2 separate regions of the Homo sapiens genome follow, and region 1 is linked to region 2. Evidence: chromatin loops called from intact Hi-C (ENCODE). Cell type or tissue: chondrocyte. All regions are shown on one strand. Links, peaks and the distances in the headings refer to the core of each region. The heading gives the core; the rest is flanking DNA.

Region 1 (8,333 bases), core at 179-8,178, 880 kb after region 2:
GGGATTAATAAAATGCATTTCAAAAGTCCCTATGAGGTCTGTGCCAGCCAAGTTGGCTCCCATGCTGTAGAAGCGGCTCAAAGTAGGTCTAGGGTCGGTAGAGGTGGAAGTGAGAATTGAAATTTGCACTGGATTACATTGGTTATACTGGCAATTGGGGTTGGAGGTGCTTTCTTTAGTAAAGTGAATGTATGGTTTTAAGGATACACAACCACCTGTCAATGAGGTCTAGCCTTGATATTTGGTTGTCCACAGAACATCATTCCTGCTATGGCAGACCTGTTTCTCTATATTTGTTAAAGAGCAAGAGTCTTGGTAGGGGGAACCTCTATTTTAAAGGGGCAGAGATACTTTTCTAAGGCTAAGAGTTTCCTTTGACTTTGAAGATCTCTACAGGGTATGACTAAACAAGCATCAAACGTAATAACTTTGGGGGAGTTTGATTTAGTTACATTGATAACAAGGTGGTCAGCAATAGAATGAGAAAAGAAGAAAGAGTAATAGAATAGATGAAAGAGAGTTAAACTTAGCTTTAGTTTGAGGGGGTTTTCCCCTGGGACAATGGCCCATGACTGCGGAGGTGGTGGTGCTTTCTTGACTCAGGTGTGATGGGTCCATCCTTTTTCTGCTATCAGGACTGTGGTTCCAGTGGTTAGAAGCACTTAGGTGAAGTCCTTCCCAGGACAGCTCAAGTTTTTCTTCTTTCTAGCTTTTGATGAGGACATGATCCCCAGGCTGATGTTGATGTACTGGGAACTCCAGGGGCGGCGCCTGTGCTAGGAGACCTTTGGTTTTTAAAAAAAGAGAAAGTAGAGGAGAGACCAAGTATATAATTCCTGAGGAATTGATCTTTTGTTTCAAATGTAGGAATGCCAGCAGTGGAGTGTAAATAAGGCAATTAGAGCATCTCATAAGGAGAAAGGCCAATATCTTTCCAAGGAGCAGCTCAGATTCTTAAAAGGCAATAAGAAGACATTTGGTCCATGGCAACTGAGTCTCTAGAACTAATTTGGTTATGTGGTTCTTTAAGGTCTAATTCATCCTTTCTATTCTTCTTGAGGAAGGTGGGTGCCAAGGAGTATGATATTCCCATCTAATGTCTAGGGCTTGGGATAGCTTTTTAATGATATGTGCTATGAAATGGGTTCCATTGTCTGAATCAATATTTTCTATTGGTCCAAACCTGGGCACTATCTTTTCAGTTAATGCTTTAACTACATTATTGGCCATTGCATTTGAAAAGGGAATAGCTTCAACTCAATGAGTAAGGTGATCTGCTGTTACTAATAAGTACTTTAGGCGACCGATTGGGGGCATTTCAGTGTAGTCAATTTGAACACTTTGGAATGGTCTTAGCCCTGGATCCCTCCCCGCAAGGGGCGATTTCTTTGTAACTTGTTTGTTGGGTTTTTTTTTTTTACATATGAAGCAACTATCTTTAATCTGTTTGGCTACAGTATAAGTTCCTGAACACCCATAAACCCTGAGAACTGCATCACACATAGCTTGGGGTCCCCAGTGGGTCCCTTGATGCAGATGGGACAGGATTTCCTTCATGACGAGTTTGGATAGTATTTCTCATTGATCTGGTAACACCCATTTTCCTTCTGAGTTTTCTTTGGCTCCTATTCTTATTAATTTTTCCTTTTCTGCAGCAGAGAAGATAGAGGTTGCAGCAGGGGGAGGAAGACAAGGAGTTAAGTGAAAGATAGGTGTTTCAGATGAAACAGCAGCCTGCTTAGCTGCTTGATTTGCAAGGTTATTTCCCCAACTTGTAAAGGAAAAGTCTTTTTAGTGTCTGGGGACATGTACAATGGCTATTTCTTCTGGCAACTGGAGATTGTTTAAAACATGGATGATTAGCTCTTCATGGGCAAGATTTTGGCCTTTAAAATTAATAAGAGGTTTCTCAGGCCAAATTTTTCCAAATGTATGTGCTACTCCAAAGGCATACTTAGAATCAGTATAAATAGTTTCTTCCTTGTTCTGTAAGTGTTTTAAAGCCTGGCTGAGGGCAAATGGTTCACAAACTTGGGCAGATCAACTATTGGGCAACCTTCCTGACTCTATTTCTTCAAGAGTTTCTCTATCAATTACTGAATACCCATTATGCCTTTCTCCTTTAATTACTTGGGAGGAACCATCTATAAATAAGCATCGCCCCATTTTGAAAGGGGTCTCTCCTAGATCTGGCCTGACCTTCATTTGGTAGTCAATTAAATCTAAACATAGGTGTTCTCTTTTTAGATTTGGGTCTCCTGTCAAGAAACCTGCTGGGTTGAGTGAATTATCAGTAGTTAAGGTTAAATTCATCTTTTTTCTAGTAGAATAGCCTCATATTTTAATTTTTCAAGATTCAATTTCAGTATTTCAAGATTCTGGAGTCAGTGAGCACCTTCCTGCTTTTTTATTTAAAGTAGCTCTAACTTGGTGGGGTGTGCTTACAGTTAATTTTCCCCCAAAGGTTAATTTTCTGGTTTCTTCAACTAATACTTCTGTAGCTGCAACAGATTGAAAACATTGAGGCCATCTACAGGTATTGGGTGTAAAACTTTTGATAGGAAGGCTATGGGCTGCCAGCGGCCACTGGGTTCTTGAGTGAGCACCCCTAAAGCTACCCTGTTATTTATGTTAACAAAAAGATGAAATGGCTTTTCTAGGGAAGGTAAGGCTAAAAAACCTGATCGGCTTCCTCAGAAGTCCACAGGAGATGGTCCAGCTTCCACTAGGTAAGCTTTTCATATAAAAGTTTACTTTTTAGGGCATATGAGTCAATCCATAAGCAGCAGTATCCAACTAATCCTAAAAATGTTCTGAGTCCTTGCTTAGTTTGAGGCAGGGATAAGGACACGATGCCTTCAACTCACTCAGGCCCTATTCTTCACTTACCTCCACTGATAAAAGTGGCCTAAATATTTAACTTCAGTCTCCACATACTGAAGCTTTCCCTTTGAGACCCATAGCCCCTCAAATTCCAGATGGTTAAGAATATGTGTAGAGAAGTCAGCTACTTTTTTTACATCTTCACCAGATATAAGAATATCACCCACATACTGGACCAGGCATATCTACTTTGGGATGACAACTTTTTCTGACACTTGTTCTAGATTTGGCCAAAAAGGTTTAGGGAGTCTGTGAACCCTTGAACTCCATTGATACTGTTGTTTTTGCCCTGAATGGGGGTCCTCCCACTCAAAAGCAAATGTGTCTCAGCTGTCTTTAGCCAAGGGGCATGCCCAGAAGGCATCCTTTAAGTCTATTACTGTAAACCACTGATGATTATATGGAATTTTGCTGAGAATGGTGTATGGGTTGGGGACAACAGGATGGGTAGTCTGGACTATTTGACTGATGGCTTTAAGATCTTGCACCAGTCAGTATGTCCCATCTGCTTTCTTGACTGGCAATACTGGAGTGTTATAAGGGGACATACAGGGTACAAGGGAGTCCATCTTTAATAAGACTTTCAATTATAGGCTTTAACCCTATTCTGCCCTCTAGGGGAATGGGGTATTTTTTTCCTCCTCACTACTTCCCCAGTGGGTTTTTAGCTTGATGTGGCTTGGAGGGATTTGGAGTTTCCCTAGGTTTCCCTCCCTTGACCAGACATTGGGATTACTGTATTTTTCATCTGCAGTGGTGAGTAGGTTTAATGAGGCAAGAAATCCTTTAGGGTGAACTTGTAGGCCTATGCCTAATTTTAGCATTAAGTCTCTTCCCAATAGATTAGTTCCTGCCTCAGGGATCAATAAAAATTGGATATGAGTCAATCAATCTTGGTATTTAACTTCTGTACTTTCTAAGATTTTTGCCTTAAATCCTTCTCCTTTTATCCCAGAGACTAAAAGTTCTTCTGAAGAGCAGGCAATGTTAGGTGGAGGGAAACAAATGGAGAAGTGAGCCACTCCTAAATTGACTAAAAAGGTGATAGGCTCCTGTTTGGGTCCCACCTCTAAATTTATCAAGGGCTCCTGGTGGGATTCGAAGCAAAAGAGACAGAGCCCCTGACTCCCCTATTCTTCCTCAAAAGTCATGAGTGGTAGGGCTTCTTTCTGCCTTTGCAATTCAGGACATTCTCTCTTGAAGTGGCCTGCTGTTCCACATTTGTAGTACCTATCCTGTCTCTCCACTGTCTCAATCCTGGGATTCTTTAGCTTTGCTCCCCCATATTTTTTAGATGGTCTGGTAGATGAGGGGCGGGGTCCTCTAGATGGAGGCTTGTGTCCTTTAAACAGAGATCTGGACCCTTTATAGTTTCTGGCCCCCTGGAAGCTATATTTAGAAATGTGTGGGTTTGGAGCCACCTGCTGGAAAGTGTATAACATGAGTTTTGCCTTTTGTTTTTGCTTTTCTTTGTCTCTCTTTACGTACACTTTTGGAGCTTCCCTAAGGAGTTCACTCAGAGGTTGGTTTTCCCAATTTTCTAATTTTTGTAACGAAATATCTGGCTAACTTTTAGTGACAAAATGGAGCTTTAACATTCCCTGTCCAAGGGGATCTTCTAAATTTAGGCCTGCATATTGTCTCATTTGGTCCTTTAGTCTGTCTAGAAATTTCATAGGCCCCTCATCTTTTTCCTGTTATGAAACAACAATCAAGTGCTCTAGAGAGCTTTTGGGTTCGGGGTACTGATTCCCTAATTCCTTTTATTATCGTGTCCCTTAGGTCTTGCATATTTTCCTGGTGAGCCACATTATTATTGTCCCACCAGGGGTCTTGGGTGGGAAACTTCTGATCTGCAGTAGGAAGGTTTTTACCGGGAGGGTGTTCATGTTCCCAAATTACCATAGCAGGCTTATGGATCATGCTTCTTTCTTCCCCCGAAAAGAGGATGCCTAGGATGGACATTAACTCAACGCAAGTGTATAATTGAGGTCCCAAGAATTGATCAACTTGATCTGCCACCCATAAGGGTCATCAAACAATGGCTTAAGTTCCTTCGTCAAAGTTTGGATCTCCAAACTGGTTAAGGGAGCATTCACAAAGCCAATAGCTCCCCATTCTTGTGGCACCTCCTTTAAGGGGAAGAGAGTTGGGGCTGACTCCTTAGATGTAGAGGGAAATGGGAAATTTTGGATAGCATTTCTCCATTGTTCTATATCATGTTGGAGTCCTTTTAGGGAAGGGTACTGGGGCTGAGAAGTAACAGGCTCATGGGATGGTTCCCAAGAATCAGGATTGTAAGGAGGAGGCATAATGTGAGCAGGGGAAGGATCTGGATCAGGATCTAGGATGGCAGCAGCTGCCTGAGGGGAAGGGTTAGGGGCACTGAGTGGGGGAAGATGGTCTAGGGGATCCTATATGCTGGAGTCTTTAGGCACAGGAACTGGCTTTTCTGACTCTTCATTTTGAGATTCTAGATTGAGTTTTTCCCTAGTTGTCTTTAAGGAAAAAGGAGAATGGGTCCCTGACTCCAAACAAAGAGCACAATCCAGTTCTTCTTGAGAAACCAGGCTTTTATCATTTACATATTAAATCAGAAGTTGACACACCACATCCTCATTTGACCCAAACATCGGCCAGAAGATTGAGGGTTTGAGGATGGGTCCCTGAGTCCAAATAAAACCGCAATATTTTATCATTTGTTGCTTTTTCTTTTTGTTTAGTCCTCTCATTATCTTTCCAATATTTTAACATGAGACCCAGGGGACTATCAGAGGGAATATCTTTATTGCTATCTTTATCCCTTTTACTCCCTGTCTTGCTTGGGGTATTTCCCATGTTGAGTCCTAGTTAGGCTCAATCCCTCGTATTAGAGATTTCTTGCCTATCCTTCTCTGGAGGCTTATTGAGACTCAATCCCTCATATTAGAGATTTCTTGCCTATCCTTTAGCCCCACCTGCTGGAGGCTCCTTGTACCCTTCTTTCACTGTGTCCACTCTGGCCGCTTCCCTGAGGGGAATTTAGGTCCCTCTTAACATTGGTGTGCCAGTATAAACCCCACAGCAGGATGCTCCCTAAGCCATATGAGGTGACCACGGAACCGCAGATAGGAACCACTCACTCTGCACAGCAGTAGTGCTTAGTACCATCCACACAAGCACACTGCCAGCAGTAGTGCTTGTGATCATCCACACACACTTTCAACCTCCAGAATATCCCGACCACCAAGGAAATACTTTGTCACTCCAGTGACATTTCTTACCTTGGCCTGTGCACAGAGTTACCTGGTCTCTGTGCTGTTGCAAGCCTTTTTCTCCCTGCATTGCTGAGAGTCTGGGTTTATTCATTGCGCTGGGTGGGTCCTGATCCCTCACCCTGAGGCCACTGCAATGAGACAGTGGGATGCTCCTCATGAAAGGTGACAGGAGACCCCGTTCCCAGAGGAGAATGGGAATCCTGGACGAGCCCCAATATTTGTTGGAGATAAATGATCAGTGCTGCAAAGTGAAACCAGCACTCAGGCAAAAGTTTTCTCAGCAAGGCAACTTATTTCAACAGAAGGGTGCTGCTCACGTCAATCACGATTGCAAGAGCACACTGAACAGAGGAAAGCAGGGATTTTTACTCCTAATGCAATCACTACCTCTGTGTCACTCCCCCATGGGCTGGGGTCAGACTGCATAATCTAAACTGACCTGGTTGGCTATTTGTGAATATTTTCCCAAATAAGGAAGGGAAGGGGAATGTGAGTTACAGTGGTGGGACATGCGGTTTTGGTGGGAGGAATGGGTGCACAGTGGGTATCCAAGGGAACAGATGTGAGTTATTGATTAGAACTGACGGGAAAGTTGTTTACAGTAACTAGTGGCAAGGATGCATGGAGAACAAGAAAGTTGGGTTTGAGAACAGAGAACAAGGTAGTTAACAGGTTAAACTTTTGAAGAGGAATACATTTATTATGTCCTACAAAAAACGTCTTCATAGAACTTAACAAAAGCATGATTACAGAGGTAAAGGAAGGTATGATGACACTGTTGCATCAGATAGAGAATATAAAAAAAGAGATAGAAATTGTAAAAAAGATCCAAAGACTGAGTGTGGTGGCTCATGCCTATAATCCCAGCACTTTGGGAAGAAAAAGCAGAAGGATTGCCTGAAATCAGGAGTGCAGTATCAGCCTAGACAACACAGTAAACCCCATTTCTACAAAAATAAATTAGCCCAACATGGTGGCATGCAGCTGTAGTCCCAGCTACTTAGGAGGCTGAGGTGGGAGGATTGCTTGAGCCCAGGATTGTGAGGCTGCAGTGAGCTATGATCACACCACTACACTCCAGCCTAGGCAACAAAATGAGACTACGTCTCTTAAAAATAAAATGAACCAAATGAAAATTCTAGAACTGAGTAGTTCAGTGATTGAAATAAAAAAATTCAACATCAAGGGGCTCAGCAGTAGATTTGAAATGGCAGAAGAATTTTCAAATTTAAACATAGATCAACAAAGATTAAGTAAGCTGGAGAACAGAGAGAAAAAAATGGATAGAAATTAACAGAGCCTTAGATAAATATGAGACACCATTAAATGCACCAATATATGCATAAAGGGAATATTGGAGAGGAGAGGGAGAAGAGACGAAAAAATATTCAAATAAATAATGGCAGGCAACCTCCCAATTTTAATGAAAAACAATAACCTATATAACCAGGAAGCTCAATGAACTTCAAATAGGATAAACACAAAGAAATACATAAACAGATATATCATTACTAAAGACGATAAAAGTCAAAGACAAGGAGAAAATCTTGAAAGCAGCAAAAGAACATCTCATTCCTTATAAAGGAAGCTCAATAAGATTAACATTCAATTTGTCAGTCAAAACAATGGCGATCAGAAGACAGTGGAATGGTATATTCAAAGTGCTCAAGGGAAAACAAAAACCCTTGTTAACCAATAAACATATACCTCTAAACTATTTTTTTAAAGTGAAGGAGAAATACAGACTTTCAAAGATAAGAAAACTGAATTTGTTGACAACATACCTATCTTGCAAAGCATGCTAAAGGAAGTTCTTCAGGCAGAAAGCAAGTGACCCCAGATGGTAATTTGAATAGAAAAACTGAGAGTACCAGTAAAGGTAATTATGTAAGTACAAAAAACAGTATAAATGCACATTTTTGACCCTTTCTTATCTTAATGAATGTAAAAAGCAATTGCATAAATAATATGTAAATAATGTATTGTTGGATGTATAACATATAGAAATGTAACATAAGCATAACGTTTTTACTAATAACAGCACAAAGAGATGAATGGAATCGAAGCTGTATTGGCCAAGGAAATGAGTACAGATGATAAAGTAATAATTATAACATTGTATCTTTTGGTCTGCAGTATGTATAATAATAGATGTAATATGTATAATCATAATACTACAAAAAGGGAAAAAGT
Region 2 (8,333 bases), core at 178-8,177:
TTCCATTGCATGACTATACCACAATTTATCTGTGATATTACAAAGGAATACTTGGGCAGTTTCCAGTTTGGGGCTATAGGATAGTTGTGATACAAATATTTTAGTATAGTACATGTCTTTTGGTGAACCTGGGTACACATTTCTGTTGTGTATACCCCTTAAGAGTGGAGCTGATGATCCTGGCTAACAAGGTGAAACCCCGTCTCTACTAAAAATACAAAAAATTAGCCGGGCGTGGTAGCGGGCGCCTGTAGTCCCAGCTACTCGGGAGGCTGAGGCAGGAGAATGGCGTGAACCCGGGAGGCGGAGCTTGCTTGCAGTGAGCCGAGATCGCGCCACTGCACTCCAGCCTGGGCGACAGAGCGAGACTCCGTCTCAAAAAAAAAAAAAAAAAAAGAGTGGAGCTGATGGGTCATAGCATGTAAATGCATTCAACTTTAGTAGATACTGTCCAACAGTTTTCCAAAGTGATTGTCCAACTTACTTGCCTATCAGCAGTATCTGAAAAGTCTAGTTGCTTCTTTTCTTGGCCAACTCTTTTTTTTTTTTTGAGATGGAGTTTTGCTCTTGTTGCCCAGGCTGGAGCGCAATGGCACGTCCTCTGCTCACTGCAACCTCCGCCTCCTGGGTTCAAGCAATTCTCCTGCCTCAGCCTCCCGAGTAGCTGGGATTACAGGCATGCGCCACTATGCCCGGCTAATTTTGTATTTTTAGTAGAGACAGGGTTTCTCCATGTTGGTCAAGCTGGTCTCGAACTCCTAACCTCAGGTGATCCGCCCGCCTCGGCCTCCCGAAGTGCTGGGATTACAGGCATGAGCCACCGCGCCAGGCCGGCCAACTCTTTTTTATTTTATTTTATTTTACTTTAAAGACAGGGTTTCACTTTGTCACCCAGGATGGAATGCAATGGCACGATCACAGCTCACTGCAGCCTTGACCTCCCTGGCTCGGGTGATCCCTCCCACCTCAGGCTCCTGAGGAGCTAGAACTACAGGCATGGGCCATGCCCAGCTAATTTTTTAATTTTTGGTAGAGACGGGGTCTCTGTTGTCTCAGATTCCTGGGTTCAAGTGATCCTTCTCCCTTGGCCTCCCAAAGTTCTGGTATTACAGGCATGAGCCACTGCACCCAGCCCATGGCCAGCTCTTGATACGATCTGTCTCTTTCTTTTCTTTTTTTTTTTTTAATTTGAGAAGTGTTAAATAATCTTTCTTTGATATTATACATAAACCACACCAAAATGTCTTTCAGTAAGTAAAATGAACCATTTTAGATACAGAAAATTCTAATTAGATTGGCATAGTTAAGGCCAAAAATATAAAGTTGACATTGCTACCTTATCTTCAGCCCTTGCCTTTAAGAGGCAAATGAACACAAAATACAGGTGAATCTTGCTTGGTTCTGAGACAGTGAAGGACTTTCCCCCAGTATTTAAATATATTTACATAACCAGTTACATAAATCTAAATATTAAAAAAATCTCCAATAGATTTTAGATGGCATTCACCATCTTTGTGAAAAGTTGAACATTACTAATGAAATCTGATCATATCTTTAGAAGGATAAACAGTGATAGCATTTACTGAATCAGAATAACTGTTTTTTGGGGTTTTCTTTGAGACGGAGTTTTGCTCTTGTTGCCCAGGCTGGAGTGCAGTGGTGCCACCTCAGCTCACTGCAACCTCCGCCCCCTGGATTCAAGAGATTATCCTGCCTCAGCCTCCCGAGTAGCTGGGATTACAGGCTCGCCCCACCATGCCCAGCTAATTTTTGTATTTTTAGTAGAGGCGAGGTTTCACCATGTCAGCCAGGCTGGTCTTGAACTCCTGACCTCAGGTGATCCACCCGCCTCAGCCTCCCAAAATGCTAGGATTACAGGCGTGAGCCACCAGGCCCAGCCTATTTTTTTTTTTTTTCTTTTTTTGAGACGGAGTCTCACTCTGTCACCCAGGCTGGAGTGCAGTGGCACAATGTCAGCTCATTGCAACCTCCACCTCCGGGGTTTCAGTGATTCTCCTGTCTCAGCCTCCCAAGTAGCTGGGAACTACAGGCGTGCACCACAAGCCCAGCTAATTTTTGTATTTTTAGTAGAGACAGGGTTTTGCCATATTGGCCTGGCTAGTTTCAAACTCCTGACCTCAGGTGAGCCACCTACCTCGGCCTCCGAAAGTCCTGGGATTACAGACGTGAGCCACTGCACTGCCTGGCCCAGAAAGGACTATTAATTGTAGTTGCCTCTGGGAATGGGGGCTGCCTGCTTCTTTCTGTAACCCCTTCTGTGCTGTTTAAATTTTTTTTTTTTTTTTTTTTTTTGAGACAGAGTCTCGCTCTGTCGCCCAGGCTGGAGTGCAGTGGCGCAATCTCGGCTCACTGCAAGCTCCGCCTCCCAGGTTCACGCCATTCTCCTGCCTCAGCCTCCTGAGTAGCTGGGACTACAGGCACCCGTCACCACGCCCGGCTAATTTTTTGTATTTTCAGTAGAGACGGGGTTTCACCATGTTAGCCAGGATGGTCTCGATCTCCTGACCGTGTTATCTGCCTGCCTCGGCCTCCCAGAGTGCTGGGATTACAGGCATGAGCTACCACGCCCGGCCTTTAAATTTTTACTTTGGGCCGGGCACGGTGCCTTACGCCTGTAATCCTAACATTTCGAGAAGCTGAGGCACGTGGTGGATCACTTGATGTCACGAGTTCAGACCAGCCACTGCACTCCAGCCTGGGTGACAGAGTGAGACTCTGTCTCAAAAAAAAAAAAAAAAGAAAGAAAAACTTTTACTTTTTACATGTTATTTTCATCAATTTAATGAATTTAAATAACAAATGTATAAATTTGATATTAATAAAATGGAAGCATTTGGTAATCATGTTTTGGGTTTTGTGCTTCCTCTGCAGCTCTCTAGATGAGACCACCTATGAAAGACTAGCAGAGGAAACGCTGGACTCTTTAGCAGAGTTTTTTGAAGACCTTGCAGACAAGCCATACACGTTTGAGGACTATGATGTCTCCTTTGGGGTACCTCTTGACTTCTTTTATTTTTCTGTTTCCCCCTCTAAGAATTTTAGTTCACTAAAATGAAGAATTTCCCTCCAGCAGAGCTAAGCATCAAGTAGCATGTAGTTGTAGGTAGGATTAAAAGACTAGGGTTCCGGGAGGTGAAGGTTGCAGTGAGCCAAAATCACGCCACTGCACTCCAGCCTGGGTGACAGAGCGAGACTCTGTCATAGATGGATGGATGGATGGATGGATGGATGGATGGATGGATAGATAGATAGATAGATAGATAGATAGCTGGATAGATAGATAAGATAGATAAGACAAGACTAGGCTTCAAGCTGCAGTCCAGCTCTACCAGGCTTGTTGTGACTCTGGGCAAGTCACTCAGCCTCTCTGAGCCTCATTTTCCAGCTTCAGTGGATACCCATGAAGGCAAATCAGAGAGGGGCCTGAGTGTGTATTTGTCCAGCAGGCAGATGGAGGGAACAACAAACTAGACCCGTAGTTCTTCAGTAGGGATAAGATAACTGCCCAAAAGTTATTTAGATTACAAAGACTTGAGCCCTGCTCCTGTGAGACAGTGATGGGGTAGGTCGGGTGCATTCCTGGGAAGCATATTTTTGAAAAGCTCACCTGGGATTCTAATGTGTATCCCTAGGTCTTATTCCTAGAGATTTTGATTACTTGGTCTGGGGTGTGGCATGACCTGGGCAGGGCACTGGGATTTTTAAGCTCCACAGATGATTCCAATATGCAGCTAGTATGAGAACTTGTTTTTTTTTGAAGGAGTCTCACTCTGTCACCCAGGCTGGAGTGCAGTGGCGCAATCTCGGCTCACTGCTCCGCTTCCTGGGTTCAAGCAGTTCTCCTGCCTCAGCCTCCCGAGTAGCTGGGATTATAGGCATCTGCCACCATGCCCAGCTAATTTTTGCATTTTAGTAAAGACGGGGTTTCACCATGTTGGTTAGGCTGGTCTCGATCTCCTGACCTCAAATGGTCCACCCCCATCAGCCTTCCAAAGTTTTGGGATAACAGGCGTGAGCCACCAGGTCCGGCCTGGTGTGAGAACTTCTGAGTTGGATGAAACATTAGCCCCAGATCCTAGAAGCCAGGGAAGTGCTGGTCTTTATCGACTGGCCACCAGGTGGCAGATTTGGGCAAGGGTCTGCCTTTGGGTTTAGAATTATTGCTTAGGCCTTAAAGTAGTTCTTTTTTGCCAGTGGGAGAAAATCCCTCAAAGATGGTTTTCTGGGTTGGTTGGTTTGTTTGTCTGTTTGTTTGTTTTTTGAGACAGAGTCTCCCTCTGTTATTCAGCCTGGAGTGCAGTGGCATGATCTCACTGCAACCTCTGCCTCTCGGGTTCAAGCAGTTCTCCTGCCTCAACCTCCCAAGTAGCTGGAATTATAGGCACACGCCCCCACACCCAGCTAATTTTTGTATTTTTAGTAGAGACAGTGTTTCACCACGTTGGCCAGGCTGGTTTTGAACTCCTGAACTCAAGTAATCCTCCCACCTCAGCCTCCCAAAGTGCTAGGATTACAGGTGTGAGCCACCGCGCCTGGCTCCTCAAAGATGTTAATCCTCTTGATGGCAATTGACTAATACCAGAAAATGTCACGAAGCGTGCATTTTGGATTCAATCATGGAATTGTTGAGGACAATCAGCCATCAGACTAAAGCGATAGAAATAGTATTGGAAATTGCAGCGGGAGCACTGAATGGAGAAGGCACTCCACATAATGGAGGAGGCAACCAAGTCTTAGAGAAGGTATCAAGCCTGACTATAAGGACAGTGAGGGAATTGAAAAAACAAAAAAGGAGCAATGGAGCAGGGAAGGATTGAATGCCTTTCAAGTAGATTCAGTAATTGCTGTTAGCAGCAAAAAATGCAGTAGTGCCTGGGCAGGGCTTTAAAGTGCTTGCACAGGCAGCCCTAGAGGGCCGGGCTGCTTGGGAACTCTTACAAACTGACCTACCAACTTGAGCATCCACAGCCTGATCAGAGGTGGGGGAGTTAAGGGCCTTCTCTCCCCTAGCCTCTACTAGAGCCTGTAACTGCAGGGAAACCAAGTTGCAGGCTAAACTCTGCCCACACATGCAGACATTGATTAGCAAGCTACAAAAACAGTCATGAAACCTGTTTTTATAGGATTAGTGAAGCCCCAGTTTGACCAGAGTACTTTGCATGAATGTTTTGTTAGAAGCAAATGTGCCAATATTCTAGCAGCTGCGTTTGGTTTACTTCTTCTTCTTCTTTTTTTTTTTTTTTGAGTTGAAGCCTAGCTCTGTCACCCAGGCTGGAGTGCAGTTGTGTGATCTCAGCTCACTGCAACCTCTGCCTCCCAGGTTCAAGCGATTCTCCCGCCTCAACCTCCTGAGTAGCTGGGATTACAGACATGTACCACAATACAGGGCTAAGTTTTGTATTTTTAGTAGAAATGGGGTTTCACCATGTTGGCCAGGCTGGTCTCAAACTCCTGATCTCAAGTGATCCACCCGCCTCAGCCTCCTAAAGTGCTGGGTTAACAGGCATGAGCCACGGCACCTGGCAAAAGTCATCTTTTGGTTTACTTCTATTGAACTGAAAAAGTCACAAATATATTTATATTTAATTAAATATATTTATATAAAAATATGGTATTTAGTATTATTATTTTTAGAGACAGGGCCTCGCTCTGTCACCCAGGCTGGAGTGCAGTGGCACAATCATAGCTCACTGCAGCCTCAAGCTTCTGGGCTCAAGTGATCGTTCCACCTCAGCCTCCCTAGTAGCTGGGACTACAGGCACATGCCACCATACTCGGCTAATTATTTTATTTTATTTATGGGTCTCGCTATGTTTCCCAGGCTGGTCTCAAACTCCTGGCCTCAAGCGATTCTCTCACCTCGGCCTCCCAAAGCACCGGGATTACAGGTGTGTGCCAGCACACCCAGCCACAAATCTATAAATTTAGAAAGGAGGACTATTTCTAAAGAGGGTCCCACTACCTGTAGGCAGGAAGCAGAGCCTCTGGCCATAACTGAAAAACAAGCACTTCCAAGAAGGGGCAAAGGGAACATGAATTTATGCTGAGAGGCGTAGCTAAGCATACATATTCAACAGATTATGGGAGGATCTATGAATATTCACAAAGGGAGGATCTATGAATATGCACACATGTGGAGTAAGCTAACGTGTGCAGCATGTCTCCCATGTTCACCTTAGGCAGAAACTTAACACTAACATGTATTACAGGGCAACAAAATGAGACTGCATATCTACATAACCTAGCTATTTGGTAGGCTGAAGCAGGAGCATCACTTAAGACTGGGAGTTCGAGGCAGCTGTGAGCCATGATCGCACCACTGTTCTCCAGCCAGGATGACAGGGCAAGACCCTGTCTTAGACCACTCTGTGGTCAGTGGTTATCAGGAAGGAATGCTAGTCAGTTGTGCTGAAACCACTAAAAAGGAAGGGCAGAATTAGGTGATGAGTTGATACCAGTGGTGAAGTGAGTCTTTTTTTTTTTTTTCTTTTTGAGATGGAGTCTTGCTCTGTTGCCCAGGCTGGAGTGTAGTGGTGTGATCTCAGCTCATCGCAACCTCCACCTCCTGGGTTCAAGTGATTCTCTTGCCTCAGCCTCCCGAGTAGCTGGGATTACAGGCGCCTGCCACCACGCCTGGCTAATTTTTTTATATTTTTAGTAGAGACTGGGTTTTGCCATGTTGTCAGGCTAGTCTTGAACTCCTGACCTCAGGTAATCCAACTGCTTTGGCCTCCCAAAGTGCTGGGATTACAGGCAGCTCCAAAGTGCTGGGATTACAGGCATGAGCCACCATGCATGGCCTGAAATAATTTTTTTGAAAGGGCTAGTTTCTATTTAGCCCTTAGGGGAAAAAAAACTAATGGCAGTTAGGGAGGGAATAGAACGAGTCCTGTTTGAACTCCTTTCCCATCATGGCCAAAACTTAAAATTTTTTTTAGATATCTCTGGGCTCCCCTTGGCCAAAAGATAGTTTGTTGAGTCAGTTGGGAGCTTAGAATTTTGTTTTTATTTCTCACATCATTGAATCAATTTGAACCAGGCGACAAAACCTTCTGCTCCCAGTAGTGGGTCAGAGAACCTTCCTGATTCCTGCCCTGAGATTGTCTCTCTGAAGACAACATTAGGCTAGTAGGCTTTCCAGATTCTGTAACCCATTCTTTCAAAGGAAGAGATGCCTATATTTTTCTAGCCAATTCATATACCTTGAGTATCACTCAAGGGCAAAATTATTTCTAACAAATCATTTACTAATTAGCAAATGCTTAAGTGTAGATTTAGAAAGCTAAAGCTATACAGTGGCTGCCATCTATAGTTTGGACTTGTGATTAACTACATTGAAATGCTAACTCTGTACCCTAGAGTATGAATTCCTGATTAGAGTCCTTCAGGTGCTAACTAATTTATGTATTTCATGTTTGATAATATTATTACTTGAGCTTTGTGGGAGAGCAGTCTTTTCCTCCCCTGAGATATAGCTAGAAGTTACCTCCTTTGTGAAGCCTTCCTAGATACTCCAAGCAGACACGGTCCTTCCTTTCTCCCTTGCCCAGCACTCTGAGGTTGACTCTGTGGAGCACTGATCCCTCTGTGTTATAATTGTCTATTTACACGTCAGCTACCACCTATAACACACTGAGTTCCTCAACAGCAGGGACACTGTCCATTCTTTGATCCCAGTGTCTGGAACAGTGCCAAGTACATAGTAGGGACTTAATAAATATTGATTCATATGTAAATGAGACTTTTCCAAAACATGCTTTCGTTGATGCCTCTCAGCATTTATACACCTTTTACCAACTCGCTACTGGCCACATAGACAAATGAAAGCAGTAATCCAGATACACCCAAGAGGACATCTGTTCTTTTTTCTCTCTGTGGAGTGGGAGACTTAAGTGGCTTCTTAACTGGTGTGTCGTCTGATCAAGTGGTCCAGGTAACAGGTGGATGCCAATGTCTGGCCCAGGCATCACCCCTTACTGGCACTGGTCATTACAGAAGACACTCTACCAGAGCTGAAAGGACCTCTTGTCACTAGGCAGCTGTGGAGTCCGCTCTACTTGACCTAGTAAAATCTGCCTGGAGACTGTTAGAGTCACCCCACTACCTGAAGTTACCTCCAGGCTGACCTCTTTTTTTTCCCAGGTGGAGTCCTGGCATCTTAGATATTTTAATAAGGATTTGCTTGTTGACATGTTCTTTATTCACTAAGGTGTCAGCATATTACTGTCTTAGAACTGAGGGTTCTTCATCTTTTTTGGATCAGGACCTCCCTCTAAGAATCTGATGACTGCTCTGGTCCCTCTCCCAATAAA

Evidence for each region. Hi-C counts contacts between places; a loop is a spot of excess contacts. Peaks named below come from ENCODE experiments on the same cell type or tissue, not always from the same donor. Only the 100,000 strongest peaks of a DNase experiment are listed, where the experiment ranks them.
Region 1: it touches region 2 in a loop (2.9-fold over the local background); 3 of 110 quality-filtered maps call a loop at or near these places.

Annotation. Positions count from the first base shown.
Region 1 is chr9:69,927,247-69,935,579 of GRCh38, forward strand. No RefSeq gene overlaps it. Among named protein-coding and RNA genes, the nearest start is that of CFAP95, 110 kb to the left of the region's middle. In chondrocyte, for the core only: CTCF peaks have their summits at 4,294 (motif pointing left), 4,494, 5,849 (motif pointing left) and 6,048; no DNase peak of the experiment used is centred there.
Region 2 is chr9:69,050,248-69,058,580 of GRCh38, forward strand. It overlaps FXN (frataxin), which reads left to right. Exons shown (of 5, transcript NM_000144.5): 3 at 2,893-3,013. Among named protein-coding and RNA genes, the nearest start is that of FXN, 19 kb to the left of the region's middle. RefSeq lists enhancers at 4,586-5,087, 5,088-5,587. In chondrocyte, for the core only: CTCF peaks have their summits at 4,140 (motif pointing right) and 4,342; no DNase peak of the experiment used is centred there.